Linked DNA regions of Homo sapiens: region 1 is linked to region 2. A link is a loop called in an ENCODE intact Hi-C map of the cell type or tissue named here. Cell type or tissue: B cell. All regions are shown on one strand. Links, peaks and the distances in the headings refer to the core of each region. The heading gives the core; the rest is flanking DNA.

The links. Peaks named below come from ENCODE experiments on the same cell type or tissue, not always from the same donor. Only the 100,000 strongest peaks of a DNase experiment are listed, where the experiment ranks them.
Region 1: a loop joins it to region 2, with 4 times the contacts of the local background. A loop is called at or near these places in 8 of 110 quality-filtered maps.

What each region holds. Positions count from the first base shown.
Region 1 is chr2:241,961,829-241,964,630 of GRCh38, forward strand. All of the region lies in intron 2 of LINC01237 (long intergenic non-protein coding RNA 1237), which reads left to right. Among named protein-coding and RNA genes, the nearest start is that of LINC01238, 7.5 kb to the right of the region's middle. In B cell, for the core only: no CTCF peak of the experiment used is centred there; a DNase peak (open chromatin) is centred at 1,533; H3K4me3 peaks cover 992 bases; H3K27ac peaks cover 2,500 bases.
Region 2 is chr2:242,087,290-242,090,091 of GRCh38, forward strand. It overlaps LINC03100 (long intergenic non-protein coding RNA 3100), which reads right to left and starts at 1,276. Exons shown (of 1, transcript NR_186294.1): 1 at 62-1,276. LINC01881 (long intergenic non-protein coding RNA 1881) reads left to right here and starts at 1,344. Exons shown (of 7, transcript NR_130702.1): 1 at 1,344-1,512. In B cell, for the core only: no CTCF peak of the experiment used is centred there; DNase peaks (open chromatin) are centred at 816 and 1,352; H3K4me3 peaks cover 1,449 bases; H3K27ac peaks cover 1,598 bases.

The sequences.
Region 1 (2,802 bases), core at 57-2,556, 130 kb before region 2:
CTTGCATCCATGGTTAAGCCATACAGGGCTTACTAGTTTTGAATCACAGCGGAAGTAGGTTTACTTTTGGTTTGGAAGTTGGTTAATATTTGGAGCATTATAGGAACTTTTTGTTTGTTTGATCTTCTGTCCTAAGCTAAAATGGAACTAGAAGGGAGGAAAGAAAGACTTCAATACCACCGGGAATGTTTACTGTTGTCCTGGTTAAAAGCTGATAATAAGATATTTGAAAAGGGACTTTCTTTAGAGCTCCCTGATGAGAAGTCAGGCTAACTGGAAGCTGATGCTCAGGCTATAACTCGTGGTGGCTCTGTGTTTTCTCTGCCAGACTCTGCTTCTCCCCCTGGGAACTTCTCAGCCAGCCGAGCCATCCTTTCCCAGCACTGCTGACTGTGTGCTGTGCACATTTTTTGATTGGCGTGATTCTTGACTGTTTACAAATGGAGCAAATAAAAGATCTTTAAGGTCTTTCCTACTTAGTAAGAGGCATTGTTTAAATTGACTTAGAAATAAATGAGCATACCTACAACTGTAAAAAAAAAAAATAGGAACTAACCCAAATGTTTTTAAAGTTCACTTGACCTGGGGTAAACTTTGGTGAATAAAGGTGAGTTTAGATTTGCCGGTTTGATAAAAGCAGGTGTCTTCAGAGTCCTCAGCGTTAAAGATGATGCAGACACGCAACTTTCATCTCTGCTAAATGTTTAATTGTAAAGCATGAGTCTGACCTAAAAACAAGTGTGCCCGCAGAAGTGAGGCGGCACGCCCGTTACTCCTCACGCAGGAAGCGCAGCAATGAAACAAAACGCCGTGCGTTTAACGCTTCGGTTTCTTGATTTTGAGATGACCGCCTGACAGTCACATGCTGTAAAAATGGTTAATAGGAAAACACCTCAAGATGATGGATGCTTAATATCTCAGGAAGTTTCTCAGGAGTAACACAGACAAGTTAAAATACTAAAACATTAATCGCTGAACATAAGTGTAAGCTTATTCCTGGCTTCGAAAGTTCTGTGGAAAGATAAAATTTGTTTGGGTCTATTAGAAAACATTGTGTCTTGTTCTACATTGAGAAATTGTTCTATGAGGAAGCACGTTTCTGAAAAATTATAAAATATGTATTCATAAAATGTTATCATATAACAGTTCAAAATTGCTTACTTCCTAGGTTCCACTAAAAATTAAGGGCACTAAGATTTAAAAATTCTAATTAATGTGTGTAACTCTATATACAAAGTATGAAAAATAATGATACAATTTTTGGTATTTTTGGTAAAAAAATTACAAAAGACATGAGGGTTTTTTTTAGAAGAAGAATAATTTTGTCTAATTTGGAGGTTATTTAAAGGTTGCTTGAAAATGCAAATTTTGAAAGGAAATAGAAACAAGGCAGAAAGGAACCAGTAAATGGGACAAAAAATAAGCAAAGAAAGTTATATCTTTGGTAGGGAAAGTTGAAAAGAAAAAGAGAATAAAACTTTTTTTTATATGAGAAAATCTTGTGTGGCCAAAATTATAAGGGAAAAAAGAGTAAATTTTTATCCTAAGTTAGAATGATTGGTTGTTCCAGTATAAAAAAGAGGAAGTATAGAACGAAACTGAAGGTTTGAACAAATTCTAGAAGGTTTGAGAAAATTGCAAAAGGTTTATGGAAGATGAATTTTATGAAATACATTTTGTATGTGATCAAGTTGACTAAAAATAGAAGGAAATAATTTATAAGTCTTTCTAAAATAGAACATTAAGATCTAGGCTGGGCGTGGTGGCTCATGCCTGTAATCCCAGCACTTTGGGAGGCTGAAGAGGGCAGATCACTTGAGGTCAGGAGTTCAAGACCAGCCTGGCCAACATGGTGAAACTCCTTCTCTACTAAACATACAAAAATTAGCTGGGTGTAGTGGCGCATGCCTGTAGTCCCAGCTACTAGGGAGGCTGAGGCAGGAGAATCGCTTGAACCTGGGAGGCGGAGGTTGCAGTGAGCTGAGATTGCGCCACTGCACTCAAGCCTGGGCAACAGAGTGAGACTCTGTCTCAAAAAAAAAAAAAAGAAGAAGAAAAAAGATCTAAAGTTTGCCGACATGAAACTAGAATTTGGTCCTCTCTGTTAATACGACAAGATTTTCTTGTAGTATTGATCTACCCCTGATTAAAAAATAATCAGGGTGTTCCTTGCCTTTTTGGTAACTGTCGCAGGTGAGTGGTGACCCTCTGGGGCTGGTGGTGTGGTGAGAAGAATTTACCAAGACAGTTGCAGATAAAGAAAAGCAGATTTATTGAAGAAAGCATGAAAATACATTGCGAGAGTGCAATGGGCAAGTTAGCAGAGAGGAGCTGACTGCAAGGAGGCGAAGGCTTGGTGAGGGTTTTATAAGACAGTCTCTGTGCTGTGAGCTGAAGAGGGCTTTGACAGTGCTGATAACGCCAAGGTTGCCGTGAGCTAACTTGTAATTTTCCCATCAGTCAAGGATCTGGTGATAGCTGGAAGACTGAGTTATTTGTGCAGGAGGGTTATGTGTTCTGGACCATGAGAAAGGCAGACTTAAGGCTTATGTGCCTTCTCTTTTTGCTTCCTTCAGTCCCGCCAGCCCCACTCCCCCTCCGTAATGAGGCCTCCACAGTAACTGGCCTAGAAAAATTTATCAAGATAATGTCGTGTACTTTGCGCTGTCTTTATTAGGTTTTTGATTGCTTGGAAAAATTCTTCCTTTAAAGAGGTAGGGTTTTTTTTTTTTTTGTCTGTGTAACTTTATTTGCTTTTAAAGTATTTTAATTATCACTATAGTTAAATGGATGACTATTATT
Region 2 (2,802 bases), core at 92-2,591:
AGGCAAATCCACAATTTTGGCAAAATAAACCTCTATATCAGTTGTGATCTGCCTCAGACACTTTTTGGTTTACACAACAATCCAATCATAGCGATTTATTTGGAAATATACCTTCACAAGTTAAATCAAACCACAGCACTACTGGGCATTATTTGTAATGGCAAACTATTGCAAACAATCTAAAGCCCATCATAGACATCATAGAAACTATTCTAATAAATTGATACATTTATATAATGGAATAATCCGCAACCTTGAAGGGAATGAAGGAAGGAATAAAGAGAGAGGGTAAGGAAGAAAAGAAAGGAGAGAGGGAAGGAGGGACAGACAGGTGTTTAAATTGGGGATGTGCAAGCAATATTGCCTGCTTCATTGCCTTCACATTATCTAAAAGCATGTGGTCAAGAAACACTATTACAATAAGCACATCAGAAATAACTTCTAAAATTACTTTTCCAAAATATGAATCCATACTATACACTTCCTGTAATGTGCACCAAATGTAGATGCACACATTTTAACAAGGAAAAGACTAATACTCATATTTGCTTGCTACACACCAGACACTGTTTTAAATGTTTTGCACACGTTAACTCATCTGTTCTTACAGAAATCCTGTAGCGTGCACCGCCACCTCCATGTTTCTAGGAGGAAACTGAGGCACGGGGGCTGCGGCTCCTGGACGCACCTGGCCTTCTCGGCCTGCCTCTCTCCCTCCAGCCGCCCCACATTCTTTTTTCCTAATTGGAAAAAACTATTCACGCTGCTCCTCCAGGGCATTTCAACCTTCTAGAAAGACTCGACAAGATTCGAAACTGTTTATAAAGAGAACGTGCTTGTGCCTGAATGCTGAGTGTGAGCGCGCAGTGATGCCCTAGAGTGCAGTCATCCCGGGCTTGGCGCCCAGCGGGTGGAAATACGGCCGCAGGGTGGAAATGCGGCGGCGGGGCTGCCCAGGCTCCTGTGGGACCCGCGCGGCGCGGGCACGCACATTCTCAGGGACGCGCGTCCTCAGGCCACGAGAACACCTGAAGGCCCCGGCCAGCGTCCTCCAGTGAAGACCCGGACCGGCGTCGTCACCCGCCGCGCAGGCCTAAATCTCAGGTCTTCACCGTCATCTCCCAGCGATCGCAGGGATCTCAGGCACTGACCGCGCCCGTCCCTGCGCCCCCCCGCCCCCGCCCCCCCGCGCCCCCGCGCCCCCGCGCCCCCGCGCCCCCACACCTCCACGCCCGGCACTCTGGGCGCGCGCGGACGGCGGGGCAGTGCCTACTACGCAGGCGCACGCTGCGGGCGTCAGGACCCGGCAGCAACACTGCCACGCGAATCCGCGCCGGCCAATCAGCATGGCCAGGGGCGGGGCTTCCCTGAGGCGCGCCGAGAGGCGGTGGCCCACTTCCGGCAATAATCGCCTGGTCGCCGTCAGGTGCCGGCCCAGGTGGCAGGCGCGCCCGTTGGGCACTGGGGGACGCGGGCGCGTCAGGTGAAGACTGGGGGCTGCAGGCGCGCTAGGTAGGTACGGGGTGCCGCGGGCGCGTCAGGTGAAGACTGGGCGCCGCAGGCGCCTTAGGTGAAGATTGGGGATCGCGGGCGCGTCAGGTGGGGACGATGGGCCACGGGCGAGTCAGGTGAAGACCGGGGGCGGCGGGCGCGTCAGGGGAAGACATGGGGTCGCGGGCGCGTCAGGTGGGGACCGGGGGTCTCGGGCGCGTCAGGTGGGGACGGGGTTGTCGCGGGCGCGTCAGGTGGGGACGGGGTTGTCGCGGGCGCGTCAGATGGGGACGGGATTGCCGCGTGCGCGTCTGCTGAGGTCTGGGTCCGCGGGCGCGTCAGGAAGGGACGATGGGCCGCGGGCGCGTCAGGTGGGGTCTGGGGGCGGCCGGCGGGTGTGGAGGGTTCATTCAGGGAGCTGCGGGCGAGTCAGGTGGGCACGGGGACCGCCCACAGGTGCATCGCGTGTCCTCAGCCGCTTCCCCTGCCCACCTTCTGCGACCCCTTCCCGCCCCCACCCTCCTGGGCCGTCTTGCAGGCCCGAGCTTGTGTCCGCCTCGCTGGGCAAGGTGTTTCGGGGACGACTCCTGCCGGCGTTTGCCCTCCGGGCTCGGCCCTTGCCTCTTCGCCGGTGGGCACCTGCTAGGTGTGACCCCTCATTCCTCCAGGCCACTCTGCCCCGTCTGCTGCTTACCTTTTTTTCCCTACTCCTGGTCTGTGGCTCTGGCTCTGTCTCTGTCTCCTCCCTTAATTTCTTTCCATGCTTATTTTTCTTGCAGCAGACACTAATTTTGCATCCTTCCCCTCACAGTAAGCTCAATTTGACCTTTTTCTCAATTAGATTCCACCTCTGTCCTTGGGTCTATTCAAACTCATTTTGAAGACTAAAGAATCTAGAGAACCATTTCTTCCCTTATGAAGCTGTCTCTTGCTGCCTCCAAATCCTTACCATCCGGCCCTAATCAAAAAAGACGTTTACTCTTTCATATTCTGTTTTCTCCTCGTCTTTACATGTTTACCTTTCCCATGAGGAATCTGTGATTATCTGTAAGTCCTTACAGTAAATCTTATTTCTGACTCTCAGCCCTCAGTGTGCCATTTTTTTAAATGTCCTTTCTGGATCAAATTTGTCCACACTTTTAAGCAAAACAAATAGGGAAACACATGTGGTCTTTTAAAATGGATTAGAGTTTTCTTTCCTGTCTTGTTTTCCTTGTTTTAGTGCCTTTATATTTAGATTCATCATTACTTGAAATCATATTAGTGATCTGTAATAGACGGTAAAAAAAAAAGTTAAAAGGCTTATAATTT